Regions from separate parts of the Homo sapiens genome. Here region 1 is linked to region 2. A link is an interaction called in ENCODE POLR2A ChIA-PET data of the cell type or tissue named here. Cell type or tissue: PC-9. All regions are shown on one strand. Links, peaks and the distances in the headings refer to the core of each region. The heading gives the core; the rest is flanking DNA. Region 1 overlaps CPED1 (cadherin like and PC-esterase domain containing 1). Region 2 overlaps CPED1 (cadherin like and PC-esterase domain containing 1).

What was found. Peaks named below come from ENCODE experiments on the same cell type or tissue, not always from the same donor. Only the 100,000 strongest peaks of a DNase experiment are listed, where the experiment ranks them.
Region 1: POLR2A ChIA-PET joins it to region 2 with 5 read pairs; 3 of 35 experiments call an interaction of 5 or more read pairs at or near these places.

What each region holds. Positions count from the first base shown.
Region 1 is chr7:120,992,876-121,009,827 of GRCh38, forward strand. The region is part of intron 2 of CPED1 (cadherin like and PC-esterase domain containing 1); the gene reads left to right. Among named protein-coding and RNA genes, the nearest start is that of CPED1, 13 kb to the left of the region's middle. In PC-9, for the core only: no CTCF peak of the experiment used is centred there; no DNase peak of the experiment used is centred there.
Region 2 is chr7:121,093,142-121,110,093 of GRCh38, forward strand. CPED1 (cadherin like and PC-esterase domain containing 1) reads left to right here. Exons shown (of 23, transcript NM_024913.5): 6 at 4,558-4,690; 7 at 6,785-6,953. Among named protein-coding and RNA genes, the nearest start is that of CPED1, 110 kb to the left of the region's middle. RefSeq lists a silencer at 14,884-14,933. In PC-9, for the core only: no CTCF peak of the experiment used is centred there; a DNase peak (open chromatin) is centred at 9,740; H3K4me3 peaks cover 833 bases; H3K27ac peaks cover 1,989 bases.

The DNA of each region.
Region 1 (16,952 bases), core at 7,484-12,483, 100 kb before region 2:
ACCCTGCACACTTTTACACATGGGATCTGGTTCAATGTGTAAAGCTGTTTTCAATATGGATTGAAATCATGGTATAATATATGCCAACTTTCCATAGTGAGGAAGTACTCTCCCTCTTTCTTGCCAAACTTTAATTCATTTTTCCATTTGAATAATGCAAAGGGCTTGGCTAAGCAGATGTATTTTTGTCACTTCTTCTGAGTTTTCTCTCAACATCAGTAGTCTGAATATTGCCTGACAATCTGCCAAGTCTTAAAATTATTTCAATTTAATATATAAACACAGATGTGTTGTCTTCATCAAAGTAGGTCACTCAATAGATTTATCTATTTTATAGCATCTAACAGTTTAACATTTCATAGCACAGGAAGCACATTAAATTATAAACAGAAGCAATGAAAGAAAATCTCCTTAATATATGCTTCTTTAATGGAAACTTTGCTATTTGGGGAATACATTTATACTCACCATAGCCATGTGTTTCTGATTACCTCCTGTTGATGGCTCCAAAATGAGAACTACTATTTTGTTGACTGTTGCTTGACTATTCATTTCCCATGTCTTCTTGACCCTCCCTTCTCTTTAAATGACCATTCTATATGACATCTACTTTCTCAAGGATCAAAACATAGCCCAGTGCAAATAAGTGGATGTTCTCATTGAAAATGATCTAATTAATCTTGTTTGCATTTCTAATAGTAAATAGTATATTTAACATTTGAAAATTTCTAAAAAAATTCCTTACTTGGCCCAGGTTTTCTAGAAATAGAACTGGAGGCAAACACTTGCATGCTAACACTTTGTTGGAGAATGCAATCCCAGGGACACAAGAGTGAGGAAAGAACAGAGAAGGGAGAGCAAACAGAAGGGAGTACATTATTGCAAGTCATTTCTAGAGAGGCTTTCTTCAACGACCACGTCTCAGTACAGGTGCTGGACAAAAGGAGCAGAAAGAGCAAGCAATTTATCACCTGATCTCCTCTCCTGCCTTTTGTTGATTGGAGTCCCTCTCATGGTATTTGCAGGTTGAGTTTTTTGGCTTCTCAGGGCAGCCACTAGAGAAGCTCGCCCCTGGGTGGGGGTCGTCCTGCAGGTGCAAAGGTGAAGTGGACTCTCCTTTTCAATCAGTACTGTGAGTAGGAGCTTCCAGGTCTGTGCTTCAGAGACAGTGAAAACGCTGTCCTTAGTTTGATGACCACAACAATGGTGAGTAATGCCCACTAGAAAGGTAGATGAGGCAATGTGGCCTACTCACTACTGAGGCAGTAGTTTGATAACTTTGCTTTCTAGAAATCCACCAAAAATCCAGCAAAAAATGCTTGCACTCTTGGCAAGAGGCCTCTCTTCTTTTATATAAAAATGTTGTAATTATCTCACTGAGAATCCTTCTCTTTAACTAAAAAAAAATCCCCTACAGAACCTTGCTTCCTCTCTACCCTTTCTCCTCCCGATATCTTTCATTTATTCATTTTCATTCATTTAGTAAATATTTATTGGACAATTTGTATGTATTAGCCTCTTTATGAGATACAAGTTATATAGAAATAAAAGCTTCTGTGAGACAGACAAGTAAATTAACACGGTGATAGGAAACTGACAATTACAAGACTACTTTTTGAATGTTGAGAAGGAACTAGAGAGGGTAGAGAAAGAAAAAAGTATTACATGCAGATTAGCCTGCATATGCAAATAAGAAATGAAATAGCTGGATAGCCTGATACATTTGGAGAATTCAAAGTATTTGTTATACTGTGTGTGTGTGTGTGTGTGTGTGTGTGTGTGTGTTGTTGTTGTTGTTACTGATGGAAGCAGGAAGGCAAATACACAAAGTAGAAAAGTCAGCAGGGTCTAGATGTTGGAAATGTGCACATGATAAGGAGTCTGGATTCTATTCCAAAGGCAACAGAGAATCCCTGAAGAATGCTAAGCAAAGACTGGCATAAATACATAAGTGTATTAGAGAGAAAGTGAGAAAACACACATTGCAGAATGGACTGGAGTAGAATTGAAGGCAGGAAGACCAGTTGGTAGGCTGTTTCAAAATGCCTCTTCTTCGCCAAATCTTACTTTCCATGTGTGTTCTTGAACACCCCCTTTTCAACCTTTTTCAAAATTGGCTCCACAGTTACCCTCTATTACTTATAATATTGCCAATTCCAAATCTTTCCTCCTGCCAGCGAACATGTGTAGAACTAATAAAACAATAAGCTTTCTTTGTACCTGGCAATCTACCTAATATGATATGCTCCCTGTCTCTCTACTTCCCTTCAGAGAAACTGTAACTGGTTCTCTTTGCATGTACTTCCTTGTTACCTCTCCCGATTCCTTATCCTTTGCATTTGGTCATTTCTATTGAAACCTCTCTTGGTGAACCCCTTATTACCAAATCTAATGAGATCTATTTTCAGTCTACATCCTTCTTCTCTGAGGCATGTTCTGCTATTGGGAAGTGACTCTTTCTTGAAATTTCCTTTTCGAATTCCACAACACAACAAGGTTATTCTGAAAAACTTGTGGTCTCTTTTCGAGTTCATTTCCTCTCTCTGATGACACAGGTAGACATTTCCAACCTTAGGTCCTTGGATCTTTGCCTTGTTTTATACTTTTCCTTGATGAATGTATCAGTTTTGCCTATTGTTAATTTTCACCCTTGGCAGATGACATATCACCTACCTCTTCAAATTCCTGCTACCTTTTTCTAGAATATTATAAAATACTACAAAAATTTAAATAATTTATTTCACAAACCTCATGCCCAAATCAATGACTCCTCTTAACCTCCCTATTTCCATGAATAGGACCTGTCACCCAACCACCATTTTCCTAGATGCATAGTTTTTACACCTTTGATATTTCTTGCTTCTTCCCTGTACCTTGCTCCTCACCAAATCCATCTGGCCTGGCTCCTTACCAAATCTGAGGTCTGCCACTGAGCGACATGGCGAGCTCCAAATTAGAAAGACCACAACATTCTTCAGTTTTTTTTATTCTTCTTCCTCTTCTTCTTCTTCTTCTTCTTCTTCCTCTTCTTCTTCTTCTCCTTCTCCTCCTCCTTCTCCTCCTCCTTCTTCTCCTCCTCCTCCTCCTCCTCCTCCTTCTTCTTCTTCTTCTTCTTCAATAACTCTGGGAGTGGTGGCTCACATCTGTAATCCTAGCACTTTGGGAGGCTGAAGCAGGAGGATCACTTAAGTCCAGGAGTTCAAGACCAGCCTAGGCAAAATAGGGAGAGCCTATCTCCACAAAAAGTTAAAAAAAAATTAGCTGGGATTGATGGCATGTGCCTGGAGCCCCCCAGCTACTCGAGAGGCCAAGGTGGGAGGATTGCTTGAGCCAGGGATGTCAAGGCTGCAGTGACCTGTGATCATGCCTCTGCACTCCAGCCTAGGTGACAGAGCAAGCTCCTGTCTCAAAAAAAAAAGAAAAGGGAATTATCCTTAGAAATTTTTAATAGAGGTAAAAAAACCCCACATATTATAAAATTTAACCTCTTAACCATTTGTGAGTATACAGTTAAGTAGTATTAATCATATTTACATTGTTGTGCAAAGTCCAAAATATTCTTGCCTTGTTCACAGCCCTTATTCAGAAACATTAGTCTCAACCAGCTTGCATGTTGCTTCCTCTTCTCCTTGGCATCTGGCCCAGATCTGGATTTCCTCCTTGTGGTTTATATATTGCCTGTAGACATGGTGCTCCTTTTTTAGCTCTAACTTCTAATTTCTCTCTGGGACCATGCTGTGCATTTAGCCCTTTATTATACTATTATAATTTTAGTAAATATCACATGAGCACAGCCCTTATGGCTATGTAAAGTGGAATTTTCTCTAGTCCTCCAAATTAATTCAGATAAGAGTTCATCAGATTCCAAAATCTTAGCATCTATCTTCACAATCTCAATGCTGTGTCCTTGTTGTCACTAACCTAGACTCATTCAGTGGTTTAACCAGTTACCCCTCCATCTGCCTGCATATTCTAGGCAGTCTGTGCACAGGTCCCATTAATACCTCTGCTGAAAGCTTTCAGGAGTTGTAACGTTGAGCGCACTCAATTGAGTAGAAACCACACTGATCCTGGCATGTTCCAACATACTTTTCCAGCCTTATCTCTACCCTGTCTCTATGTGTAATCCATAATCCATAATCCACCCAACAGCCTGCCTATTTTCTAAACTCCCACATCTCTCCTTCTGTCAGGAGTCTCCTCCAGGGAGCCTGCTCTACTCAATACCTCTAGAAATCTTCATGATCATTCTTAAAGCTTTTGAGAACCTATGGAGTTTCACTTCCTTCATTATAGCAGCCCTTATCTCCATAAGTGGATGTGTGCTTAAACATCCCTAATAAAACTTATGTTTCATTGTAACTATTTATAAATGAAGGAACATTAGAATGTTAGAACTGCAAATAAGTTAGAGATGATTAAGTTCAACATCTTTCTTTTTTAAGTGAAGAGAAAGAAGGTCACAGAAAGAAAGTGGCTCTCTCAAAGTAACATAACAAGTTGATAGTGTGGACAGGACTGGACTGAGACCTATGTCCTTTCTATTTTATTATAGCCCCATATGCTAACTCCATTCATTGGTATTATGGGTTAAATTGTGTACCCCATCCCTGAAAAGATATGTTGAAGCCCTAAACTCCAGTACCTCAGAATGTGACCTTACTTGGAAATAGGGTTATCGCAGATATAATTAGTTAGGATGAGGTCACACTGGAGTAAGGTGGCCCCTAATCCAATATGACTGGTGTTATAGGAAGGCAGTAGATGGGGCGTGGTGGCTCACACCTGCAATCCCAGCACTTTGGAAGGCCAAGGTGGGTGGATCACCTGAGGTCAGGAGTTTGAGACCAGCCTGGCCAACATGGTGAAACCCTGTCTTTACTAAAAATACAAAAAACTAGCTGGGCATGGTGGCGGGCACCTGTAATTCCAGCTACTCAGTAGACTGAGACAAGAGAATCACTTGAACCCAGGAGGCAGAGGTTGCAGTGAGCTGAGATTGTGCCACTGCACTCCAGCCTGGGTAACAAGAGCAAAACTCGGTCTCGAAAAAAAATAAAATAAAATAAAATAAAATAAAATAAAATAAAATAAAATAAAATAAAAAATAAAAAGAAGAGGACAGCATAGGAAGACAGAGACACACAGGGAGAATGCCATGTAATGTTGAAGGCAGAGATTGGAGTCATGCAGCTGCACACTGAAGGACACCAAAGATTGCGGCAAACCCCCGGAAACTCGACAGTCAAGGAAGGATTCCACCACAAGTTTCAGAGGAACTGCTGACACTGTTATTTCAGGCTTCTAGCCTCCAGAATTACGAGATTTAGTAAGCAAGCTTCTCTTGTTTTAAACTATCCAGCTTCGAATACTTTGTTACAGCAGCTCTAGGAAACTAATAAATTTGGGAAGGCAGAATAGTTAAGTACATGAACACTGCATTCAAATTAATACCATTTATTAACTTGTTACCTTGGGCACATTTCTTGACCTCTCTAGGATTTAGTTTCCTTACCTGAATATGGATATATTATCACCAACTCCCCAGGCTAACATGATCCTTAAATGAGATAAATCACATGAAGCACTTAAAGTGTCTGGCAGATAGAAAGCACTCAATAAATATTAACTATGAAAATAATTATTATTTAATTTCCTTGAAGACTCCCTCCTCTCTGTGGACCCTATAGACCCTAACATTTGGCCTTCACAAAGTCAGTGAGCAATAAATAATTGCTGCAATCAACATAAGTCTTTGGATAAGAAATGTCTGAGATGAAAGCTTTGTTGAGTTTCTCTCTCTATCCCCCAGCCTCTAAGCTGTTGCCTTTTCACAGTAAAATGAATCTTTTGAAACAAAACCAAACTTAAGGAGGCTGATATATCACTCAACGTCAGACTTGCTTATTTATAGGCAAGTCTTCAGTTTTGTGGAATCCTTTTTTTTTTTTTTAAAGTCTGAGATGCTGAGATGAACAGCATGTTATAGCTGGGGATGGGGAGGAGTGAGTTCAGTGCAGATAGGAGGAAAGAGATTAAGATTTTGGACCCTGAGTAACATATCTATTCATTGGTTTATTGTCTTTCTACACAGAATATAAGCTCCTTCAGATCAAATGCTTTAGTTGATTGGCTTACTGCTACATCCCCAGTGTAAAAACAGCCTCTGATACATAGTGAGCATTGAATAAATATTCAGTCGATGAATGAATAAATAAATGAATGATGAATTTGAATTTGCCAACTCTAGAGCAGGGCAAGATATGAGAGGAACTCCTTCTCCCTCTTTTCTTTCTCTTGCTGAACTCAAAAGTCCTCCACTTCTCCTTTTTCCTGTACAAGTATCCCTTGATCTCTTTACTGTACTATCTCTTGGACTTCTGGCTAATGGTAATCATCATGCCACTTCTACATTAAAGTTGATTAATTATCTTTGATTAATTAACTATCATTGATTTCTCGTTATCATCAGCTCCTTTGTCTCATTGAAGTCCTTAGCCTATAAACATTCTCAAGTATCTACCATAATAATAATAAAAATAACATCCTTTCCTAATCATTGTGCCTTTCTAATTACATCTCTTCTTTCTTATCCTCATTGTCACCATCATCTAACCTCTATTTCTGTTAAGGAATTTCCATTTTTAACAGATTGATCCTACCTAAAATTGAGCCATTCCTTTTATAAATTTTTATATTGTAACTGGATTGGAAGATGTAGATTTTAAAATCTTGCTGATGGAATTTAAATACAGGAGTTTATGTATACGAGGCTCTCAAGAGATGTTATCAACACACTAACAGGTACGCAACTTCCATAGAATTAGTTAGGCTGCCTGATGAGCATTTAATGTTTGTGAATTTATCTGAGACAGTTGATTAGAGCGATGTTAAATTTTTATAATGAAATATGCATATGGGTGAAAAATTGCTCATACTGAGAGAACTTAAACAAATTCAAATTTGTTTACATTAGATACATTTTAATGAAGGCTTGATGAAGCTCAAATTTCAACAAGTTATATTAAATGTCATATGTATCAAAGAATTAATCATTTTATAAGTGTCATTCTCTCTTGTTTTTTCAGATAGTGGCAGGAACTTCTGCTTCTTTCTCCCTCTAAGCAATTCTGTTTCTTGTTTAAATGGAATTGAAAATTCATATAAGATAAACCCTCTGAAATGGAAAGCACTAAATACACTGACATTATAAAAAGGGCTTCCTGTTATCAACTCTGAGTCTGTGGCCTTTTGGGGTGAAAGGAATGTTTTGGTTTCGTTTTCCCCCTTGGCTTCCTTTAGATATTTTTTCCAAGGGATCTGTTCTCACTAAAAGAATGAGCTCATGTTCTAACATAGGATTTACGTTCTGTGGCAGAAACTACACCAAATTTGGAAATTTGCAAGGTAAACAGAACTTTGTCAACTTTTGCACTTTTTGGAGACTTGTTCAAAATGTAACATTAAGCATTTTGACTTACCACATATGGAGTTCGGAAAGAAACGTGACAATAAAAGACTGAGTCGGCCATGTATAAGGATCTTAAAAAATTTTATTCAACTTTCAATTAAATTCACTAATAGAGGCTAGGGGTATTTACGATCCAAAATAATAGATGGATTAAAATAATTATCAAGAAGAACACATGGATTTGGCAGTGCAGAATGGGCCTTATCATGTTCCTTGACATATAACTACCTTTGGTGTCCCTAACCTTTATCTGGGTGTTCTCAGTAGGAACCCCTACCGTTCATTTATAGTGCAGGCCAGTCAGAGTAACTTGGTAAGAGGGAAACTCTGTAACTCTGCATATGACTGTTGAGAATAGATCTTACAATCTTCAGCACAGCTTTCAATCTCAAGCCTGTTAAGTATATTGAATAAGAAGCCTAGCAGATCATGGGTATGTTGTGAAATACGTTGGTCCAAATTCCAGCTTTATCCTAGCTATAGGACAACTGGTAAATTTTATCTACATTTTTAAATCCTCAGTTCTCTTGTTGGAAAACGTAACTAACCCCTATTTGTGGGAACTGAATAAAAATCATATGTTTGAAAGCATCAAGCATGGTTGTTGGCCAGAGTCAATGTTCAATAAATATTATGTGTGTCCTTTCTTCCCCTGAGAAGCTGGGTTTAAGCTCTCATCTCAAAAACAAGCACTGGGTATATGTTACATTATATTTTCTTCAATAATGCATATGTAGCATGTATTTTTGATTGTCACCCTGTGTTTTCTTCGGTACATTTTGCTCAGGTAAATGTTTGAAGCTACTTGTCCACTTTCCTTTTTGGCACCTATAGATACAGTCAAATGCAAGCATATTCCACGGGGTTTCCAGGGATGTGTATAATACTTCCTCATCTGCTCAAGAAAGTCACTTTGACTGCCAGGAGTCAGAATGCAACATATCTTCCCTCATTTATTAAACATAAATTATTCATAAATTTTGATATTTTAGTTCTTTTCATAGCAAGTCTCTTGTAACATACATCACAGCTGATCTTGACAAATTGAAGCTGGTAATTGCTGACCTGAGCATATTTTGAGTATGCTTGAGAGAGGGATTTGGGGTAGCCAATCTAGGAAGAGTCAGGTGGAGCAAGAAGCCTGATGGTAATGTGTAACTATGGGAAGAAAATGGAATTTACTTAAAAAATAATATTGCTCCGGGGTCATAATATTTCTTATTTCTTTTGGCATAGGAAAAAGTAGGTGGCGTTAGGGTGGTGGTGCAGACTTCTAGAAACCACCAGAACAAACTGTTAAATTAGTTCATGTATCTGAAACAGATCCTGCCGTGACCCATTCAGCCTTTCCAAGAGAAAGGGAAATTACCTGGGACTGAAATGGGGAATCCCAGTTTCCATAATGAAGAGTTGAGTGACCATGGACAAGTGACTTCTTTGTGTTTTATTTTCCTAGTCTGTGGTCCAGGGATTGAAATGCCTGTCACAGAGGTGCTATGGGATCTAATTAGACACTTTAGCTGAGAGTACTTTGAAAAACATTGAGATTATAAAAGACAGAGGAATATATATTTTCATATCCAAAAGAATGATATCATTAAAATATTCTCATTGCATTTGGTGCCTCTTGGGAAAAGAAGACACACACACACATATATATATATAAAACACAAATGTGATTACTGGAAACACTCTTTTCATTAAAAATTTATAGTATAGTGTGCTATACAAATGCCAAGTTATAAAGTTATGTTTCAAAATGCCACTAGGAGTCCAAAATTGTGCTGCTACAATTGAGTTTCCTCTTGATGTTTCACTGTTTCTTTAATAAGCAATAGGAAGTATAATAGCATTCCAATAGCTACAGCCCTAAGCCTACTTCTTCCCTAGTGGAAAATCTAGTATTAATTTAGCCAAAGTGCACAAATGCTTCAGGAAAAATGGAACAGGAAATTAACTTTTCTATAGTAGTGAAGGAACTACCCGACCTTAGCAAAGCATCAATCAGAAAGCTGACTTTCATACTGAGCAGTAAACCTTCCCTACTGGACACACCCAGAGGGCAGAAGTGATTTTGAATGTTTCCCTTTACTCCCCTCTCTGTTATTATCTTTAAGAACTATCTTTTGTTTTTCTGAATAAACAGTGAAAACATTAATAACACATCTGAAACTCCCAATCATACAAGCTAAACCTACTTATCTAAGTATTTTAGAACTACATAAGCTATTTTAAAAGCAGATAGGTTTGAGGCAGAGTTAGTTTTCTTGTGGGGGAGTATATGAAGATAGGGAAGAAAGGAGGTGAGTGTACTATGTTTCTTTTAAAAAAACAATGATTAAAGTATGACCATGTTTGCTTTTAACAAACTTGTTTTGCCTGAGAGCAGATAAACTGTATTTGCGGAAATATATTCTGTCAGACATATAAACTTCACAAGCTAGAATTGTCTCCTATTTTTCTTGTAAAATAATATCTTAAAAGGAAGCCCCTTTTCTGGGATATAAATAGGAGTATGTCTCATTATCCAATAATGTGTACGTAATCCTAAGCACATTTCCAAAGTAACCAAGCATTTATAGTAATGTAACCATACCCTGTGACATCTAGCATTAAAACAAAACCTTCCAATAAATTACTGTCAGCTGGATCAGGGCAGAGACCAAGTTTACACAATTCCTGGCACATAATATGTCGAATGAATGGATGAACAAGATCTAGTGTAAGTTCATTGCGTATTCAGTATAGAACTCTCTGTGGTGGTCAGCAGTCCTTGAATTCTTCTTTCGTATTTTCCATTCAGCTCTTAAACTCTGATTATTCCCAAACAACGTCCCCACCCAGGTCTTCCTTCATTCAAAAGATGTCTTCACCTCCTGCCTTCCTAAGAAGACCAAAGCAATTTGTTTGACCATCTAAGACATGATTTCCACTTTAGACCTGACTGAGACCTACTGCTAGACCCTTTAAGAATAAACTAGAACTCTAGGAAAGGAAATTCCTTTTCCAGCCAGCCACAGAAGAAAGCCAAAAGCTATTCTGCAACACAATTGATCCCATAAAGAAAGGATTAGAGAGTTTAAGGACTTGAAAACTTGATATCAGTATTAGATCATGTATTATTCCTTCCTTTAGGAAAGAGTGCTTATATTTGGGAATTTTAGATATTGGCATTTCCTGCCAATTTTTGATTGTAGGAGCAAGAATCTGGCCATCTGATACTTAAACATTCTAGAATGAATATGTAATTTGGAGATCTCCAGGGCTGATTTTGAAAGAATATGTGAGGTTTTGTTATGATACGTTAGTGTGATTGTGCAGCATCTGGCAACATGAGCAGGAACAGGTAGACAGGGTAGAGTGGAGGCACCTCTCGAGGGAAAGCATGGGAGGGAGAGTTCTTGGATCTCAGTCAGGTTGGAGAAAGTGTTACCCAGGGTTGTCTCAAAGGAGAGCCAAGGTTGCATGTCAGTAATGGCCAGTAAACTGAAAGGACCAGATAAGAAGGCCACGGAGAGTGAATAGCCATGAGGGTAATAAGAGTAAGCAAGAAAACAGAATGAATGCCCAGACATAAATGTGTGCTGAAGGAAACTTGGTCTACTTCTTTTATGTGGAATGTGGTACCTCTTCCCCACATTCTTCTTAATACCATGGTCCCTCCATGAATAGGATAAGGCAACGTTTCTCTGGGTTTGCCAGGTATGTGCCTCTATCCTGCAGCCCTTCATTCAACAAGAAGTGGAGCCGATCTTTACTGCCCTGGAGATGCAGAGCCACCTGCATGAAGGATGTTGGCTATCCATCCTTAACCATCTGTTCAGCTCAAGGGAGCCCTGGATTTCTGGGGAAAATCCAGATGAACTGGTTGCTACATGCATCTGAATGCCAAGGGGAGAAGGCAGGAGCCAGAGATGCTATGCATGGGATTGACAATGTTAAACAGTTGAAATGGGCTTAGAACCTATCCTCCTCCTCCAGGGGGTATAAATGTGGTGACTGGATAGGCAGTGGATGGAGAATCTCTTAATCCCTAAATCAGTGCCTGAATTCTACCCTTACATCCGGCAGGTGTTCCATTAGGCTGGACTCTGCCCAGAGGAGGACATGTTTGCTCTGTGCCAGAAAGAGATTCTAGGCCGGCTGCCACAAGTTCGTTCATGATGACCCATTGCAGAACTCTGGGCTGTGTGTGTGTGTGCAGAAGTGAAATGCAAAGGGGACAGCAGAGCTAGGAGAACAACTGAGGTCACAAACTGGGCAGGATGGAGGTGGGAGGATGAGAAGCACATTTTGTGGTTGGGAAAGTAGATAGAGAAGAATGAAAATTGAATGGAGAATTAAAGCAAGGAATTCAGGAATTTCTAGGGGAACCCTTGGAAGACCCTAAGAGTAGACACTTGTGACCATATTTTCTGAGCGATAAACAGAGAATGTAATGTTTCATAAAGGGCTAATATCCTAATGTGTGAATTTATTTATAGAACATAACAAAGTAAAAATGAAGTCATATGTAGTTGTACAATTAACAAATGGACTAATTTCTGGTCCAGCCCCCAAATCTAAGAAGTATGTTCACTGTATGTATGACATCATGCCCCTATGTATTTTTATAATGATATGTTTGCTCTAGCACTGAGTTTTTATCAGAGAATAATCATAGAGATAATGGCTTATTTAGTATTTTAAAATTATTTAATGTCTCATATATAAACACTACCTTTTTGTATCCTACATGTAATTTGACAGAACGCTTATGAAACAATATGATTAAATTTTAAAGGCTTGTGTTCTCATTGTTTAACTCCTGCTTATGAGCGAGAACATGTGGAGTTTGGTTTTCTGTTCCTGTGTTAGTTTGCTGAGAATGATAGTTTCCAGCTTCATCCATGTCCCTGCAAAGGACATGAACTCATCCTTTTTTATGGCTGCATAGTATTCCACGGTGTTTACGTGCCACATTTTCTTTATCCAGTCTATCTTTGATGGGCATTTGGGTTGGTTCCAAGTCTTTGCTATTGTGAACAGTGCTGCAATAAACACATGTGCATGTGTCTTTTTAGTAGAATGATTTATAATCCTTTGGGTATATACCCAGTAATGGGATTGTTGGGTCAAATGGTATTTCTGGGAACATCACACACTGGGGTCTGTCGGCGGGTGGGGGGCTGGGGAGGGATAGCATCAGAAGAAATACCTAATGTAGATGACTGTTTGGGTACAGCAAACCACGATGGTACATGTATACCTATGTAACAAACCTGCACGTTCTGCACATGTATCCCAGAACTTAAAGTATAATAAAAAAATTTAGAAACGAACAAACAAAAAAAGCTGTTATTCCCCATTTAAAAAAAATTTAAGGGCTTTTACTTAAACTATGTTAATTTTTCAACATGTTCTTTTGTCTGACAATTCTTTAAGATCTATTTCTCTAGTAATATCTTACGCTTGTGTGGGACTCCATATTTTGGAATGCTTTTGTCTAAACTGAGTCACTTTGGATTCTTACAGTAGCACAAAAAGTAGATGGAAGGTGTCAGTGCTCATTTACAGATGAAGAAAATGAAGTTCATCAAGTGGAACTTAATTAGTGTCAGCTGATCATGAGTGGGGTTGGGGGAAATAGAGACTTGAGATTCAGGAGGCTTTGTGTTGTGGCTGGAAAAGCCTCAAACTCAGATTCAGAGTCTCTGGCATCTGTGAAAATGTTTGGTCGACCGCATGATGCTTAGGTATTGATATTGTTGTTGTAATTGCCCCAATGCTCTTTCCTTTCTGCTATATTGCCTCTGTATAGACTTACTATTTTAAGGCTGAATTGCTGAATTAACTTGTTGTTTTGGCATCAGGGGACAGAGACTTGCTATTATATTAACATTTTTCAAAAGAACAAGGTCTTTCCTTGTCCTCTGCTTGTTATTTCATAATTGTGGATTGTCAATTCTCTATTTTCTTCATTACGGACGTCCTTTAACTACTGCTGACACTGTGGTAAGACTCAGAGGGCAATAAGAAACCTCATAGAGTCAGCTGGAGAGCATTTACTTTAACACCAGCAAAAGCAATCAGGGCTTGGAGATAGAAAGAAAATAACTTCTTCCTTCTGTTAAGTGCTATGTGAGTGTCTGAGAAAGACAGGACAGGGATAGGGGAAGAGTCTAAGGAAGAGGAAAGCAGAGGGAAGGAGAAGAGACTAAAGAGGGACACACTCAGGAGTGATTTTCATTGGCTCCAAAATAGGGAATCACATCAAATTGTGTCAAAAAAGGAAAAAAAAAAGGTGAACTACGTTCTCTTTATCTTTTCAAGTTCTATCTTATTTTCAAGTTCTGTCTTATTCTTACAGACATAATGAAGGAAACTGTCAAGACCACCATCTCTCAGCTATCCCTGTGTTTTTGTAATCTCAGTTGGATCTGTGTTATGTCTGTGAGGTTACAGTAAATAGTAAACTGCTGACCCACAGCTGTGCAACGTGGGTGGCATCTCAAAGGAGCCTTGAAGAGGAGGCTGAAAAAGATACTTTTTCAGAAAAGAGAAAAGGGAAAATTTAGGAGAAGCAGAAAAGGGAAAGAGTATAGGTTCCTTCACATTGGTTGAAACGAATGAGCATTCCAGGGGAGGTGGAGGCTGGCAGACAACAATGAACACCAGGCACAGGAAGGCTAGAAGTCACAGCTGGTGATCCTAGATATGCACTTTAGGAGAAAACACTGTCCTTGTGTTCTTAGTTTTGCCTTTAATTTCTTTCTGCCTCCAAGATTCACCCTATGCGTAGGGGTTAGCTTGGGGAAGGAAGGAGCCTCACTGGAGCCGAAGCTATACCCAGCATGATTCTACATTTGCTGGAGTTTGAAGCGTTGCGAAACTGTTCAGGTTGCATTTTTTTTTTTTTTTTTTGTCTTGCAACTTGCACTCTTCCATTCTCCATTCTCTCCTCTCTTCTTCCTTCAGTTACACAGCTCTGTGTTGTACACCTTTTTCAGAAAGGCACCGTATGGTCCCAAAGTTTTGAGTGAGGAGAATGGGCATTAAACATTGAGGTTACCCAGGAATTCTCAGAGTTTACCTTCAGATTATATGTTTACTGTTTTATAGATTTGATGGAAAGTCTTCTGATAAGGAAAAATCATGACCGATCTATAAGGTATCAGTATTTCAGATGTGAACTAAGGCAACTAAGGCATTACAGCATTTATCATTAATTAATTTCTAGCCTGGGATGTCCAAGTCAGGGTCTGCCCTGCTATTCCTTCTGTTTTCTTCTTTTGTGCCTTCTTCCCTTCTAATAGAAACTAGGCTTACAGACTCCCTTTCTGTTTACTGAGTGTCTTCACAACAAATTAATTTTCCTGAAATTTTCTCTCCAATACTGGAATGTTTTCATTCTCTGTACCTTAGCTCTCTCTTTCTCAGTTACACATAGCATTATTTGACCATCCTGTTGCTGCTTCTCTTTGCTCTTTCTACACCAAATCAGGCTCCATAGAACAGAACTCACTGCTCAGGCCCTCACAGTTCTCTCTCTTCCCAGGCTTCCCCTGTATGGTTTAATGCCTCCTTAGGGCAGGTCTCAGGCATCCCTCTTATGGTTTAGTGACTCAGGTTACTTTCACTGTTTTCTTTTCTTTTCTTTCTTTCTTTCTTTACCTCTTTTTTTTAACCTCTTTTCTGCAATATGGAAGGGGTGGCTTGCGGTTTTTAGAAAATACTGCGATTCAGGTAGTAAAAGTCTCGCCTTCTGAAATTCTATCAGGGTACTCATCCATCCAGAAAACAAAACAAGAAAAGCACTCTTTTTCTGTCTATACTAAGTCCAGTTTTCCTCATCTGCCTCCTTCCTGACATGGCTTTAGTAAACCAAATCAAAGTTCTTCAAAGTCGGACCTACGTATAAAGACCAGCATAGAGTTATCAACCTTTAAATTCTCCACTACTCACCGCATTTAGGTTTCCTACTAGCTACTTAACAAGATAATAAGTAGCATTGCATTGCTCCATTTTTATCATCATTGCCAGTCATTTCTTGTTTCCTATCTGACGCTATTTGCCACTCACAATAAAAAGTATTATGGTACTGGCCTTCAAGGTCAACAGCAAGGACCTTCAAGAGAAAAAAGACAATTCTTCAAGGCAAGGAAAAGATAGGAAGATAAATTACTGATTTAATTTAATTACTTATTTTCTTTCATACACAATATTCACAATATAGGCAAGCATTAGTTATAATAGACTTACTTTGGATTAATCATTTTGGATTAATTTGGATTAATTTGGATTAATCAGAATCAAAAGACTAATCACCAAATCATCTAAAAGAGCTCCTGGATCATTCTTTAACAAACCAGAACTCTTATCTCCATAGGAAATTATGTGATTTCATTAATGGTTTATTGCTCTTCTTGCAAAACACTAGCCCTCCTAGTGAGGGCTAGAACCTGGATAGGGTGCTTCACTGTTGCATTCCCAGACCCTAAGACCATGCCTGTTACCTAGAAAATGCTCAAAAATGTTAAATAGACAAATGAAAGAATGATGAGAACAAGCCAGAGGACAGAGGCAGAATCGGTTTTGCCATCCAAAATCTGTCCCACTGGGTGCTTTTCTTCAGTATCTCTCAGCAATCCCAGCCCAGGTGCAGGACAGGCACGTTGCTGAGATCTCCCTCAGGTCCCTTAGCTCAGTGTTTCCACAGCATGCTATGCCTCCTGACTTACTGGGTTTATCCTAGTTTATTATAACTAGTTGCTTATGTCTGATTTTCTTGGTGGGCTGTTAGCTCCTTAAAGGCAGAGGATTTACTGTGGATTCCAAGCTCTTTCATGTTTGATGTTTTGCCATGTGGATGTGAAGGAAGTGCAGCACAGCAAGGAAATTTAATATATTAGATAGAGGGTGGTTGGAGTGTTGGACCATGGAATCTGAACTGCAGAGAGAGAGGCTGAGGAAAAAGGAGGCCAGTAGAAAGTTCAGGCTGGCCACAGTGGCTCATGCCTGTAATCCCAGCATTTTGAGAGGCTGAGGCAGATGGACTGCTTGAGCCCAGTAGTTCAAGACCAGCCTTGGCAAGGTGGTAAAAGCCCCATCTTTACAAAAAATATTTAAAAAATAGCTGGATGTGGTAGCATGCGCCTGTAGTCCTAGCTACTTGGGAGGCTGAGATGGGAGGATGGCTTGAGCCTGAGAGGAGGAGGTTGTAGTAAGCCTAGATCATGCCACTGCTCTCTAGCCTGGGTGACAGAGCCAGCCCCTGTCTCAAAAAAAAAAAAAAAAAAAAAGTTCACATTAGGTGAAAAGACTAATGACTAAAGAACTAATAAATTTGAAATAAATGAGAAGAGCCAGACACTTCAGTGCAATCAAAGAATGGAATATCTCATTTTATAATTTCAGGGGAGGGGCTGTTCTGAGACCACAATGTCTAAGATATGGCCATTGGAGCAGGTGTTTGAAACGAAGTGGAGGAGAGTCACTGGAG
Region 2 (16,952 bases), core at 7,581-12,580:
CTACTGACATTCTAGACACTGGAACTGTTTTTCACAGTAGTATGTTTAGTCACTCTTTCTTCCCCACCGTAGGCATCATGGTGAAGGAAAAAAATTAGGTTGAACATTATGAAATTGCTGATATTTGATCAACATTCAACAATTTTTTTTTACCTAACAAAAGGCAGTTTTATGTGGCTCAACCTATGCTATCCCTTGCTGCCACATCTAAATGCTCTTATTTGAAATCAAAGCTAATATTGCTCCCTTTTTCTGTACACACACACACACACACACACACACACACAGTTGTTTGTTTGTTTCTCCAGGACTTGTGGCTACTGAGAAGACTAGGGCCAAAACTTGTATTTACCAAGTACAGTGTAGAGTTTGTGCTGAATATTCTCTATTTGCCCCTCAGATTCACTCTACACCCATCTCCAGGGAGCCGTCCTCCACAGACTGCATCCACAGGGCAACCTTGTCCCCTGGCATCTAGCAAGAGATTGAGGACAGGAGGAAATAATTTGGGAATATTTGTTGCCAGGCTCCTTCCCCTCTGGACCCTGGCTTGAAAGTGGCTGTGTTCCTCTACCTGTAGCCATAGTCTTCTTAATGGCCTTTCCTATAACAATGCTTTTGCCTGGTTCTGGAAACTTCTCCTTCCTGGGCTAAGAGTGGTAAAAGCTTCCCATTTTGTCGGCCCTGGGGAGCTCCTCTACCCCTTGTTGATTTTCCTGAACTATACCCATGTGTTTGTTAACAGTCCCTTCTTTAATAGTCTCATGGTTGGTAGTCTGTTCAGTTACTCCTTTGACTCTGCTGTCTTCTGGGGCCCTGACTGATAGAGTGATTTCCTGGCTGTGACTTCAGTTTGTGCATATATTAGTTTCTATTTGCTATATGTGAAAGTTCTGATGTTATATTTGCAGAGCTGTTATACCTGTAGGCTAAGTTCTAAGACTTATCAATGCCCTCAGGCAGGAGGAACAATTAATGTACTCATAAATGGTACTTATTTATACTTCTAATCTCAAAACTAATTGCGAATTATTAAGTAAGGCCTTTATCTTTATTGAAAATTTTAAAATAAGAAAATGCTGGCTAAATCTAATTTTCTAATATCAAAATGCAAGACAATATTCAAACATCTGTGAAATATAATTATACTTTTATTATTACTTCCCTATTAATTATTAGTTGTAAGGCAAAACATTAAATCAAATGCAATATGAATTTGGCATCTAATCTTTGCCAGTGTAAGTGTTTTTTCAGTGTTTAATATTTGACTGTGGTGTATATACTCATATGTCACATAGAAGGGAAAGAAGTAATCGAATAAAATGTTTTTAATTCATTGGAATATGATTTTGTTCTCTAACCATAGATTGGCTTAAACCTCCAAAACAAGTTCATTGTTAGAACAAATATTTCAAATATTTCCTGAGCACTTATTTGAGTGCTTATTTTAGTCAGTATAGTGTTCAGTGATATGGGAAGTTCAGAAGATTCATGGGATTTACATTCTGGATTTTAGAAGGCTTCCTAACAATGTCACAAGCCTATTAATTGTTGGTAGACAAGAACCAAAACGAAAGCCCAGGTCTCCTGTTTCTGGTTTAATCATCATTTTCATAATGCTTTTTCCCCATAAGCAGGCGCTCAGTATCTAGCCAACCAGATATTAAAAGATATTGAAAAGCAGGCTTCATGCATCCCTAACAAATTGTTCACTTTTATTCTGGGTAAACTTTACTGATCATAAAGTTACAGGCTTCAGGGCTCTCTAAAATAAGCTAAGAGTAGCCAATAAATAAAAGTACAGCACTATCCACCATATGGTATTTCACATTTTAATCTATTTTCCATTCAGTTTGCATATTATGCGGGCAGGAAAGCCCTAAAGAGTCATGCCTAGGTATTCCATATTAAGTTACTTTAACATTTTTAACAAGTATATGTTAATGAACTAGGCTATTTGGAAGACTGTGTCATACAGCCTCATCACCCAAATCCCTTCCAAAAACAGAAGGTCGTTTGAGCATTGTTTGTAGGAGATTTCTAGGCTCTTTGAGTGTGTTGGTTGGGCTATGGAGAAGGGGGATGGATTAATAAATGGATTAGACTGGACTGTTGAGAGAGCCCTTGAAGGCTATGCCAACAGATACAAGAAATAGTGCTCCAGACATACCTTTATCTGTTAAATGATAGCCTAGGACACTGAAATGTTTACACGATTATTTATAAAATTCCATAAAATGCATTTGCAGCTTTTAAAGATATAAATGAAGCTTATATCTAAGTTGTGGCTATAATCAAGTTAAATGAGAATAATTTTAGAGGGGACAGCTAATTACAGAGGTTTTTTTTTTTCTTTTAGAATAATAAAAAGTAACATCCAAGCCTGGAATAATATAATTGGAAGCCTAGAATTTATTGATATATGTATACATATAAAAATAAAGGTAACATTATTTTGCTCAGTATTCATTTCCATTATCCGATCACAGTTTCAGAGATTCATGTGGAAATCTGACATAGTCTTGGCAATTCCTGTATTGGACCCCTTCAGTTTCATGTATAGCTCCACTTGAGCTAAACCAGAAAAAAGTGACATAAAATTGTTTATTCTTTTGACATGTTTTTTGACAACTTCCTCAAAACCATTGAGATACTATCTTGGCACAAAACTTAATATGTCTAGCTTCTTTAATGTCAAGTGTGCTTGGGTTTGAAATCAATTCTGTGCTTTTTGGCAGCAAGGTAAGAGGGAAATCAGAGTAAATTATACTTTTCTCATACTATACAAAAGAAGCCTCCAAATCAGCTCTTTGGAGAAACAAAACTTGTCCTAGTAATAGACTCTGAAAACATAACTCTATTTAGTAAAATTTTAATTAAGAACACGTATTTTATTACTGCAAATTGAAAGGCTTACATAAACATTTCAACTTTTTAAAAGTTGTGATTCCCAAGAAAAGAAAATTAACTTAATGGCTGTTCATTCATCACCTCCAAAACCAAAGCCATTTGAATATTTCCTTTATTATGATGTATTAGAACTTCATTAAAAGGGAAAACTTACAAGTAAGTTATCATTTTTGGAGGAAGATCACACTGTGCTAAATAATGAGATACGGGAATACATTGAACAGCTTGACTTCTGCTGACTTTTACTTAAGAGTGTGAAGTGTTTTAAATTAGACTATGTTAGTATTGATGAAATGTGCACAAAGGGGAAAAATAATTTAAAGGCTTTGTTCTATTTTGAGAGCTAGATAAATTATATAATTAAAAAATAAAGCACTGTGACCTGGGATTAAGAAAACAACTTCTAAATACTGTTGGAGAGAGTGGAAATTGGAGCAACCATTTTGGGAGGCAATCTGGTCATGTCTAACAAATTTGCAGTGCGTTTACCATTGACCTGGCAATTACACATACCAATACAAATCCGCCACTAGACAAACTTGTAAAAGTACACCAAAATAGATGTATAAGAGTATTCATTGCAGTACTTTTGAAATAGCAAAAGAAAAACATTACAAAAATAATGTAAATACACAACAATAAAGAATGGCTAAATCAAATGTATATTTATTTATTTAATGACGCACCCTAAGCTATTAAGAGGTATGTATGAAATAACTCTGAATATGCTGATATGGAAAGGATGCCAGGATGGGTTAGTAGGTATAAATAAGCCAGACATATATTATTATGACACCTCTTTGGGATAATTAAAAAAACAAACAGAAATACCTACATATATAGGTTCATGTAGATACATTGATATTTATATTAATTACATCAACTTTTATATTGAAGAAATATATGCATCTGACCCAATGTGCTTATTCAGATCTTACAAGTTAATACGTAAGCATTGGTTTTTGGTGGGAAGAGGTTCTAGATAGAAGTGAATTGGAGGATGCTTTTTCTGCTCATTTGATTGCTTTCTGTAATATTTGATTTTTGTAATCATGTATATGCAATAACTTTATTTTTAAGCATGTCCATATGAGTGTTCTTAAGTAAACCATTATTATTGTTCTTTATTTTTATATACCTTAAAATCCAATAATTAATATTTTATAAGACAATAAAGCCCTGTTGTTGAGATTCCCAAGGTCAGGAAGCATAACAAAGTTTAGTATATCAGCATTGTATTGTCAGGAAATCAGCTCAAGTTTTCTATGTAATATTCTCATGACAAACAAAAGTCTGCTCTTGCAGCCACCACCCCCTCATTGAGAATGCATCCCTTAGCTTTGTAGGATAGATCAGCTTGATGTTGGACAGTTAGAGACATTGTATCTACCTCCCCTTCTGAGCAAGAAAATGAAATCAATTATTACAGTTGTTTTCCTCCTCTGTAGTAAGAGAACATATGGCAAACAAAGGCCTCTCTAAATATGCATTCATACTTAGTGGATCCATTTTTGATTCAGAATGGGGAGAAAAATGGTTGCATATTTCTCATGTACCCTGCAGTTTAATACAGCATACTCTATTTTCAAAGCAGTTCCAGAAAGAAACAATAAAATGACTGTCTTCTGCTCTCTTGAATCTTTTCAGAACTGCAACTTCCAGTGAGTCCCTCTGTGTGTCTGGATCAGGGAATGCAATTAAAGCCGAGTACTTCGAGTCACCTTTTAAAAACAGTGAAGCCACGTGTGTGGAAACCAGGGGACTGGAGTCGTGAACAGCTGTAAGCTAATCATTTTGAATTGTTATAACCAGCATGCATTGTAGGAGACAGCTAACAAGAGAAAAGCACAGAACAGATATGGGGGGTTCACATGTGTGAATTATTAGTTTCTCTTACATAAATTTTCAGCTATCCTTTTTAAATAAAGAATGCCATCATTGACTTTCTCCTAGATTAATTCAAACCTGTCCTGCCAGAAAATAAACATTTGGGTAAATTGGACTCTTATCTAATAAGTTACATTAAAGGAAATTGAATTTAAAACCTTGACAATGCAAAACTATAAAATTTTAACTTCCATTTTATACTCAAATGACTTTGCCTTAGACTATGAATATGGCTGGATGCATTTTTTTTCTGCTATTTTTTTTATGGCTCTTAGCATCTAAGAAAGCATCTGCTGTGTATCAAGTTATCCAAGTTTTCTCCAGGGAAAGGATTTTATAATGTAGATAAATTATAGTTAAAAATTAAGAGGTTTTAATTATCTTACCCAAGACACAAATAAGTTTGCCTCATCTAATTTTATAATTATTAAGTAGTATTTAAACAGTTAATAGTATTTATTGAAGAATCATATGCATCTTGTGCCAACCTAGAATTTTAAAGTTTAAAGTAGGCCAGGTGCAGTGGCTCATGCCTGGGATCCCAGTGCTTTGGGAGGTCAAGGCAGGAGGATTATTTAAGCCCAGTAGTTCAAGACCAGCCTGAGCAACATAGTGAGAATCCATCTATACAAAAAATAGAAAAATTAGCCAGGCACAGTGGTGCATGCCTGTGGTCTCAGCTACTCAAGAGGCTGAGGCAGGAGAACCAACTGAGCCCTCGAAGTGGAGGCTGCAGTGAGCTGTGATTGCACCACTTCACTCCAGCCTGAGTGACAGCAAGACCTTGTCTCAAATATATATATATAAAAATATATAAAAATATATATAAATATATATATATAAAAATATATAAAAATATATATAAATATATAAATAATATATATATAAATATATATATAAATATATATGTATAAAAGCACAGTCCTTTCATTGATCAAACTTAGATATTTAACATTTAGAAATATGATGTAGAAAAGCAAATAATTATACATTTTGGTATCATTTATGATGAAAGCATATTTGTTTCATTACAAAATATTAAACTGGTGTTACTTTTCCTTAGTAGCCTGAGGTGTTTTTTTAATTTTTTTAATTTTTTAATATTTCATCCCTTAAGTTAACTCTTCATTATCTGGGAGTAGGGACATTAGGTAAGATTGAACTAGTGGGGAAAGTATTTTCGCATATTCTTGGTGACCTGTCCACTATTTAAAAACTTAACATTTTTTTCTAGAGAAGAAAAAATAGAGCAAAGGTAGGCAGAGGTAGAAGCTTTTAGAAAGTTTCACCCAAACTGTAATTTATATCACTTTTGTTGCAATGGTATCATGCATCTGAGGTCACGGGTACTGTAACTAATTTATATATTTATTTTTTAAATTCAACTTTATTCTACATACTACCTTTCCACCTTTTTATTTAATTAAATTAATTAATTTATTTATTTGAGACAAAGTCTTGCTCTGTTGCCCAAGCTGAAGTGCAATGATGCAATCTCAGCTCAGTGCAACCTGCGCCTCCCAGGTTCAAGTGATTCTCCTGCCTCAGCCTCCCAAGTAGCTGGGACTACAGGCCCATGCCACCATGCCCAGCTAATTTTTGTATTTTTAGTAGAGACAGGGTTTCACCCTGTTGGCCAGCCTGGTCTCCAACTCCTGAGCTCATGATCCGCCTGTCTCGGCCTCCCAAAGTGCTGGGATTATAGGCATAAGTCACTACGCTCAGCCACCTTTTTTACTTTTTAAAAATACTTTGATTAAATCTGCCAGAGTGGGGAACTATTACCAATTTGACTCCTTCTCGCTGTACCTCTCCACCACCTGGTGGTGATGCTAATAAGCAACTGAAATTGTTCAAGGAAACCCACACACTGAGGGCTGGCGTCCTACAAAGGATAGAAGCAGTTTACAAAGCTTGTAGGTAATTTACAAATTATGTACTCAACCCTACATTATGGAGCGCTAACTATGTTTTTTTTTTTTTTTAGGAATGAAACGACAGTCCTTGCTCCACATGAAACAATCTTTCGAGCCGAAGATCTATCTGTGATTCTTAAAGCGTATGTGTTGGTGACGTCCTTAACCCCTTTGCGTGCATTCATTCATTCGACGGGCACAGTTTGGAATCCACCAAAGAAAAAACGCTTCACTGTCAAGGTAAGCTCTCGGTTGAAGCTATTATTTCACGTAAGTACACTGAAGTAAAGTAAAGTGAGTTGGGCTGCCATTTTCCCACCTTTATGGTTATCAAATCCCATTGAACAAGGATCACATCTTTTTTATTGCCGCAAGAAAAGATTTTCACTTAATAGGTGCAGGTTTAAAAATGAACTGGAAGCAGCTTAATTCACTAGGGATCACAAAGGCTACATTCTTTTTTCTCAATTCATCATGATAGTTCAATTCTTTGATCTACTTATTACAGAGCTAGTTCACAGCTATACTCTGTTTTTCTTAATTTTTCACTTATTCAAGAAAAATATAGTCAAGGCAACAAATGAAAATACAATTTTGCCTTTGTGCTTTTTGCTTCACCCTTAGGAAGCATAATGCTAGTTCATCACACCAGTCAATATGGAATATTTGCTGAGTGAAAAATAAAGCTCTCAAGTGTGCCTAATATAGCAAGCTATGACATAAAGGATAATAGGGAAGATTTCAGGGAAGAACTCAATAATAATCCCAAAAAGTTTAATAAGTTATAAAAGGTAGCTCAGGTCAACTTGGCTGAAAATGAGATCTAGTGACAATATGTTTGATAAATTTGAAAGAAATTTTGATTTTACAGTATTTTATTGTTCTGCATACCAAAAAGAGGAAATAGAAATGGAAAGAATGCATAGGGTCCCTCATAGTTTGAACAGATTAGAAAATGACTGAACTTGATTTTTTTCAGAATTTACCTTCATAAACTGAATTTTGAATTTTGGAAAATCTTCCACCTCAAGAAGAAGGCATGAGCAAATTTTAGAATTTATTTCTGCCATCTTATTTTTTTATTTAGTATGCTTTCTTTTTCTCCTCTTAAACTTTGCTTTTTCACTGAAAAGCTTACATATTCTTCTGTAAGTTTAAAAGTTGTACATTCTTTACCTATATAACATACAGTGGTCACTGTTAATTTAAAACATGCACTCATTGTTTATGTTTTCCTATGATTTCTTAGACTTTTCAATATCTCTATCTGCTTCCCAACCTTGCCTTCTCAAGACTCTTTTGGTCTCTGTACCATGTCCCCAAATCCCATTATCACAATGTAGATTTTTAGTTTTAGTTGAAATAATCACTTGTTCCCTTTTTTGGTTTTTTTTTTCCTCAAAAACAAAACAAAACTTTATCAAGACACTTACCATCCTTACTTCCCCACATTGTTTACAATGCCCTCCTGGATTTATTTCTTTTATTATTTGAGTGTTTTCAATTTGAGTCTGATGTCCTTAATCTTTAATTCTAAAAATTTGTTTTCATGATTTCTTGAAATATTTTTGCTCACTGTTTTTATTCTTCCTTCTCCTGTTGACCAGATTTGATCCTTCCATTTCTATTTATATTATTTGGCTTTTCTTATCTGCTTTCTGGAAGCATTTCTGTTTTCTGAGACAGTTCTTCAATCTTATCTTTTGAATCGTACAATCTGTGTCCGTTTTTGCATTGCTATAAAGGAACACGTGAGGCTGGGAAATGTATAAAGAAAAATGTTTATTTAGTTCATGGTTCTGCAGGCTGTACAAGTATGGAACCAGCATCTGCTTGGCTTCTGGTGAGGCCTCAAGAAGCTTCCACTGATGGTGGAAGGCAAAGTGGGAGCAGGCATGTCACATAGTGAGAGAGGGAGCAAGAGAGATGCCAGGCTCTTAAACCAAGCTCTCCTGTGAACTAATAGAGGGAGAACTCACCACAGGGAAGGCACCAAGCCATTCATGAGTGATCCACACCTGCAACCCAAATACCTCCCAGCAGGCCCCACCTCCAACATTGGGGATCATATTTCAACATGAGATTTGGAGGGGGCAAATATCCAAATTATATCAAAATCCTTCTTACGCTATAGCTTTGTTGCTGTCTCATCCGTTGTTTCTTGTATTTCAGTTATTTATTTAATGCTGCATGTATAACTTAAATGCTCATGCCCCTTCACTTAAAAACTATGTATATTTTTATTTACTTCTGATATTTTTTACCATATTTCCTCTTTGTTCTTTTTAATGACTTCTTTTTCACATTTTATTTTGCTACTATCTTCCATTATTTCCTTGAGTATATTGCTGGCATGCTTATTTTAAATTCCTCATCTATCAGTTTTGGTAGCATGATATATATTGTTCAGTTTGTTGCCTTTCTTTTGAAGTAGCTGTATTTTTTGTGCATTCTCTATTTTGTCCTTTGAGCTTAAGTCCTCCTGCAGACATTATTTATTCCAGCTAGTATGATGTTTGGGGAAGGTCAGTCCTTTCAGGTGAATCCAAGGAGAAGGGACAGAATGTGCTCCAAACATGAAGAAACCACTTTTGGTCACTTCCCTTTGTAGCCAGGTAACTTCCCTGGTCAGAATTTCACCCCCTAAACTCTCTTAGGCATAAAAGCACAGGGAGGAAGCACATCTTCCTCCGTTATATGTCATCAAGGCTGAAGGTTGACAGACAGTAGGGTGGAGGAGTGAATGCCACATGTGACCAGTAACTCCATACAGTTTTTCCTCCTTTCTCCCAAGAAATTTAGCAATCTGAATCCTGGGCCTGGGCTTAGCATCCTTAACAAGGAAGGAACAACCAATAATTGCCCTAGAGGAAGACAGGGGAGAGTTAGGAGGAAAACGAAAATATTTTCCTTCAGCCTGTCCTCTCAAATAGCCTCCAACAACTCCCCTCCCCCAACTCCACTTATCCCTGACCGTGGCTACCACTGGTCAGACCAGTTCACAATAGCTCTAGACTCCCTTTCAAAGAGGTGTTTGTTATTTTTCTTTGTTATCAAATTCTTGCTTCATTCTCATTTCACCTGGGCTAGTGAATCATCTTAACAGGAAACTGAAGCTCTTAGGTATTTTAAATAATTTTTAAAGTATTTTTCCTCTTTGTATGTAAGTGCCGCTCCCCCTACCCTGATACAAATAACAGGCTAATTTTTATGATAGTTTTTATTTATGTATTTCCTGAAAATAAATGAAAAAAGAAATCTCCTTGTGATCTGGTTTTCTTTAGATTTTCATGCTTCATTCACTATCTCCTTTCTTATTCATATTTTTGTCTTTTCTGTGAGACAGATGCAAGCTGCGGTTGTAGCATAGGAAAGCATGCAGTTCTTGTCATTTTCATCCTCTCCTTGGGATTTATCTTTTCAAGATCTTGCCTGATTATTCTGGACAATACTGTTATCTCCTCAGAGGGAGGTAGTGCAGCTTCCTGGGTCAATGTGGAGAAAGTGATTGTTTCCTTACTAGTTCAAAGTTACGCTTGATGATACAGATAAGTTTCAGAAAACAAGAGGATATTTATTTACCCTTCAACTGATGTACTTGTTATTTCAGTTAAAACAAATAGATTATAACTCATCTGTTAAATTACTTAACCATCCTCAGAAATACTGCTTTCTACTGGTATTTTTAGATGTGAAAAAATACACAGAAACTTCTCACTGCTAATGTGGAGGACAAAACCAAACCCACTTTAAAAACTACCCACGCTATACCAGCATGTTATTAAACACTGTCCTTAAATTCCACAAAACATAATTTTGTGTGTGTGTGTGTATGTGCACGTGTGTGTGTACTGAGTACTGAATTCAAAGCCCAAATGACTTAGTTAAATCAGTAGTGATTTATGTACTGTGTGATGAGGCAAGCCCACTAAACTAGTTATCAGTGAACATTTATAGAACATTCTGGCAGCTAAAGAAGGTATGAAGGCAATAACAGATATAACTATGAGCTCATTTATTTCCAATTAGGTCTTCTGCTGAGATACTTTATCTGTTAAAGCTTTGGAGAGAGTAAAAAAAATCAAGAAATGCAAATTTGAGGAATAATGGAAAATAGAAGCTTTGTAAACTATTTTTAATGCCCTTCTACATAATAAAATATTTAAAAATTTTAGTGTTAGATGTTTCCCAAGGATGTTCAAACCTAAAATCAGAGGAAGTTTTGAAAGGGAAAAATTCGCAAATGTAATATTTGCTTACTATACCATTTGATCTGATTTTAAATCAACTCTATTTGTTGCTGTTAAGACAATATCATTTACTTGATGAGTATAATAAATCTAATTTTAAGAAATATTTTATTTTAAAATGTCTTCCCTTAAAAAGCTCTTAATTATAAAACTTCAGTTTGTATCTATAAATTCACGAGTAAAATTCTTTCACAAATATTCTAACTATAACTTTTGGTTAAATGCATCTATGTCTGTCTTAAAACACAGGTCATAAAGATTAACTGCAAGAAATGTCATAAATTTAAATTCGGTTCTTAGAGCAAAAAGTCACAAGTCATCCCTTCATCCGTTGTAAATCACAAAATAAGTTACCCAACAGAGAGGCAACTGTAATATCTGTAACTTTTTATGATGTCTGAAGATTCTTTGTACTTCTGACCATATTTGACTATTTTTATGAAAATGTATCGCTGAAGAGATTTGTGACTTCTGGCAGAAAAGCTTGTCCAAAGCCTTATTTTGTCCAGTCAAGACATAAATTAATTCATTGTTTGATCAGCCATCCCATATTTGAAGATGTTAGATTTGTTGCTATTCCATATTTGACATCAGATATAAAGTTATATGAAGATGATTCCTTGCATATAATCAGCTCCCTATAAATGTCTCTTCGATTGAATTGAATCAAAGGTCATTAAAAAAATTTTAACTGCATGAAGAAATTGCCTGAGTCTACTTTATCCCTAACTGCTATAAGCCAGCCACTCTACTTTGCAATGATATATACATGATATAGGTAAATATTATACAAATGATCATTTGTTTTCCAGTAAATGCAATAGACAGATGTCATAATCTGAATTTCTGGATAAGGGCCACTTTGATAGAGATAGGGAAATCTGGGATACCGTAGCCTTTTTTCAAGTCAGATTTGTAAGTTCTAAATCACCAGCTCTCTACCACCGCTGCACTGGCCTTCAGGGGACCATTCTTCCATCTCCAGTGCTTGCAGTTCCCTCTCACATCAATACAATCAGCAAATGTGCACAGAGGGCAGAGGAGAACTGTGGCAAAGAGAGGAATGGTGTTATGTACAAGATTCCTTTTAAAAAGATGCATATATCCCTTATTCATTTTGGAAATATGACACAGTTGTAGGGATGAAGTTAGCCTCATTTGTCGTCAATATTTATGCACTGCCTTTGATAATGTTGGGTGAGATTGCTTATATATTCCCAAGGTAAAAATGAGTAATGTCTTTGGAAGAAAGTATAAAGTGACAGTATGGTTTTTCAACCTTAGGAAGTGTTCTTCCCCTGATCTTCATTTTATGTCCAAAACTGCAGGCTACGAAGCAGACCTTGTAAAAGGCTTTTGACTGAGCATCTGGCCCTTCGCTAGGCCCGGGAGATTTATGTCAGCTGTAGAAAGAATGTGAATAAAAGTCTTCTCCTGAGAGTTTGTAAAAAGAGTTGACGTATTACTTAACCTACTTTTGCTTGAATTAAATTTTAAAATTGCATCAGGGTGTTCATTTTAAAGTATGATTTTATATAAATAGAAATTATAAATAACCAGCATGTAATTGAATAAACTTGTGACCAAAGCTGACTTACTTTAAAAACTTTTATAATAACTGCAAAGTAATCAGCCCACATTGATGTTAGATTGCACTAATACTCTTTATAGCAACTTTGTGTCTTTTTAAAAAGCAATTCATTCACTCATTCATTCATTCCTTCATTCCCAACTTGGTTCTATTAAAAGATTTGTCAAGTCATTTTGTACATTCGTTAATTCTGAAGGCTGAACTTGGATGATTATCCTAAATGTAAAGAAAACTATTCATTAATGATGATCATCTTTATCTGGCCAAAATGATAACTTAAGCAGATGACTCTAAGCCTCAAAAAGGCAAGCAATGTGTTTGCATTTCCAGAGCCTCACAGAGTTCCTGGCGCATGGCAGATGCTCAAAAATGTTTATCAGTGAATCGTTGTCTATCATCCTTATTTTAATTAAAGGTACCTCATTAATAATAACTTATTAAAAACTGCCATTTGGGGAAAATATGATTTAAGAGCAGGTTCTACAACAGAAGATAGTATTATGGATTTACATATTCCATCATTGTTAATTCAGGCATATTTTCCCTTCTGAACTAGGGTAATGAACGCATAGACATATGCAAATATAATTAACTAACATAATGCTTTATATAGGTAGATGCTATATAATGCTTTATATAGGTATACACATATATGTGTATATATGCCTACATATATATATATAATGTATTATGACAGTGTAAAGGTAAAACCTAACACTAATGAATAAATTTGCTAATTATTATTGCCTTTAATACTAGAAAATCAGTAGGCAAGTGTTAATTATATATCCAGAAAAATGGAGGTAAGCTAATACTCAGGGATTTCAGTGTGAAATCAGGTGAGGTAAGTTCATTCCTTCTTCCCTCCTTCTGGATGCTTGAAAGATGGAAAAGTTCCTCAATAGTACTTTGGAGGATAGAATGTATGTTTCCCTTCTCAGCTCCTCCCCTTCACCTGTCCTGTTCACAGCCTGCTTCTCCCTGGAGCCATCAAGGGAAGGTATATGCTGGGATGAGGATGGGACCCAGTTATGGACTTGAAAAGAGCAAGTGTTGTTTCTCTGAACTGGATCCTGGAAGTGTATTGCCCGTGAACTTCACAGAAGCTCTTAAAAATTAATCTCTGCGGGCTCTTCCTCTTTCTGCCGTTGCCCAGCACAGTAATGTCACTCTGATTTCTGTTACACCTTGCCGATAACAAGTTTATAAAATAAACAAGTGTTTAGAGTAAAAACCAAGCCTGGGAAAAGAGGTCTAGTGTAAGCAATCTTTCAAAGCACTTTAAGCGTCCATAGAGAGCAGCACCATCTTAATTTTTTAGTTTCTTATTATTTCTTTAATAGATGAGCCAGCTAAGCCGTAGAGATGTTCGAAGACAGAACAGCTGTATTCCCTTTCTTCACTACCCTCATGCAAGAAAGGATTGTTAAGATGGATCTTTGGGAAATGGACCATGAATTAAGGCAAAACTCCCTGCAATCTTCCTAAATGTTTTCATTTCTGTACAGACACCTAGAGAGTTATTGAATTTAATTTTATAAATCTTTATCCCTAAGACTTTAACAACAAGGCTTAACTTTTTCATCACTGTGGTAATGTTAAATATCTTCTGATGACAGGAAAATATATTGGAAGGAAAAAATCACATGAAGTCAGCAAACAGGAGAACAAAAACCAAGAGGAAAAATCTACTTGCCTAAATCTTTTTGAAATCCTTAAAAGAAGAGAGTTTGCTTATTCTTTATTTATGTAGGAAACAAATCTTCAGTGCCTGGCATAGTAGCTAATATTCAGCCGATTCAGGGAGAGAGAAATGAATTAGAATAGAGACTCCACTCATCAAATTGCTGAAAAGAATAATTAGTAATAAAAATAACTCCTTTACAAAGTGGTATGTGGGTGCAAAGTAATAACAGTGAAAATAATGGCAGTAATTGTCTCCAAAAATTAATCGCTTTAATGCTTAAGTTTATTACAGAATATTTACTCAGTGGGGAAGTTAAATGATTTTTACACTTTTACTTTGGGTATAGAAAAAAAGTAAGTTTTTACCAGTACGTTTTGAAACTTATTAAATGTATATCATTTTTGAGATTTTTATTAACAATATCCTTTATTCCTTGAGATCTGTCTCAAAGGCTGACAAATTCTAAATATAAAATATCCTCAAATGTGCCAACTAGGTAAAACTGATTTGTCTGCTGAAGGAAGACAGGCTTTTGCTCCCTTCAGGAGAAAATCTGACTTGCATTTGTCTTATGTGATTTATTCATTGTAAGTTTAAAATGAAATACAGCCTTTTTCCTTCCATATATTAAAATGTGGTTTCAAATTTAGAAGAAACAGCAATCTTTTTTCACTAAGGAAGCCTACATAGCAGTGAGATGGAGCAAAACAATTACTGTATTGCCCCCTAGTGGTCTTTTTTGCTATTGTACAAATAGTCTGAGCTGTCCAATGGCAAGAGGAAAAAAGGCAAAAATGCTTAGCAAAGCATGGAGCATTTTTCCCCCATTGGATTAAACATATTTATTTTAAAAAAGTTATTTTATAACCCATACTTACAGTAAGAAAGCTGTGCTTTTAAGTAGATTGCGAATGATGATAATTCCTCACTACAATTTAAATTACCTAGGCCACACAATTATTTGGAATGATTTCAGCATTTGCCAGCCACTGGACATTGTTTTTTCACTTAAGAACACTTTGTAAAATTTAATATGCAGTGCTATTAAAGAATGATATCCCTCAGATGACTATATGTTAAGAAAATTCATTCTTCCAGCTCAAATTCATATCATAAAATATAATAATCTTAATTTTTTTCTATGGAAAAGTTAAGCCTATTAGTCATAAACTTGTGAGTATACATTTAAGTGAAGAAATGTACATTTTGTAATGTTTTTTTCATATAAGGAAATTCAATGATATTTTCTAGAGCTCTTTCTCCTCAAGGAATTTACTTGAGAGTGGTATAAATATGCAAAGTACACAAATATAGGATATTTTTATGGAATATGGAATACTGACTTAGAAGAAATGACTTATAAACATGCTATACTGTCTTATGTGTAGATCATACAAAATATGTCAGGGATGTTGGACTGATTTCCATAAAACTCTAGTCTAAGCCAGTCACCACAAGCTCAAAAACACCACCCTGTCCCATTGCCCAAAAATTAAGACCTAAACTTTTTTCCTTGGAAAAACAACAACAACAAAAAAGATTTTGCAACACATAGTTTTAAACTTACTACACAATACCAGTTTTAAAATTACTGTACAGTTAGAGCTGGCATTTTATACTTAACATGTAAGACTGCACTACTGTACCCATGAATCTTTTGTGTTACTTCTATTTGATTACAACCTGAGCCTCAAATCTGCTGTTAACTGGAATTCCTTTAAATTATCTAAATGACCTGATATTATGATATAGAACTGAAAATTTGTGTTTTATTTCTCTGAGTGCTACTGAGGCAGCAGAAATGGATTCTCTCCCAGGACTCTTCAGATATATTTTGTATTCTCTACCTTCTGCAACATAAAGACGTATTTCATTGCTTTTGTTAGATCTCTATGGAGCGTCTGCCTATAGGGCGGTCATTCTCTCATTGCGTCACTGGCTGACACAGAGCATTCCTATACACATCACTCTGTCTTCTTTGTCTCAAAACAATTTGTCCTTTCACTCCCTATTCCTAGCCTGTAAAAGCAGTTCTTAGAAGCTCGATGAAGCAAGTCTTTAAAATTTAGAGAAAGGGACTTCAAACAGGAGAGGAAATTCCAAGCATCCCTTTATTTACATATATATCCGTATTCATATGCACTATGTTTCCCCTCTACATCAGCTTCTTCTTATTTGGTCTCTAGTTTTCCGGAATCTAACAGTTCCAGGTACCATAGCCTCATCAATCTGTTTAAAAAACATACTGTTCCAAACTGATGCTTTGGTAGAAATTTCTAGTAGAATAACTTCTGAATAACTTCTACTAGAAATTTTTTCAGATATATTTGAAAGGTATAAGAATTTTTCTATGTGCTTGATTACTCAGATTATCTACATGAAGAATATTTGTTCAAATCACACACAGAGAAATCATTACTTTAAACTCAGAAGTCACAGAAGAAAAACATTATGCTAAGGAAATATATTTCATTTTCATGCCTTCAAGGAGTTACTGTTAAAGAAATGTGATTTTACAACATGAATAGGACGATGATTACATCCTTTCAGGCTGAGTAATAAGCAAATATCCAATTGCATTTTTACTTTAAAGGAGAGAGAAATAAATCACCAGCATTAGATCTATAGCACTGGATATGCAGGAAAGAAAAGAAAAATCCCAAGCCATACTTCTACAGGTCTGGGGATCGGTGTGCAGTAAGAAAGTCCTT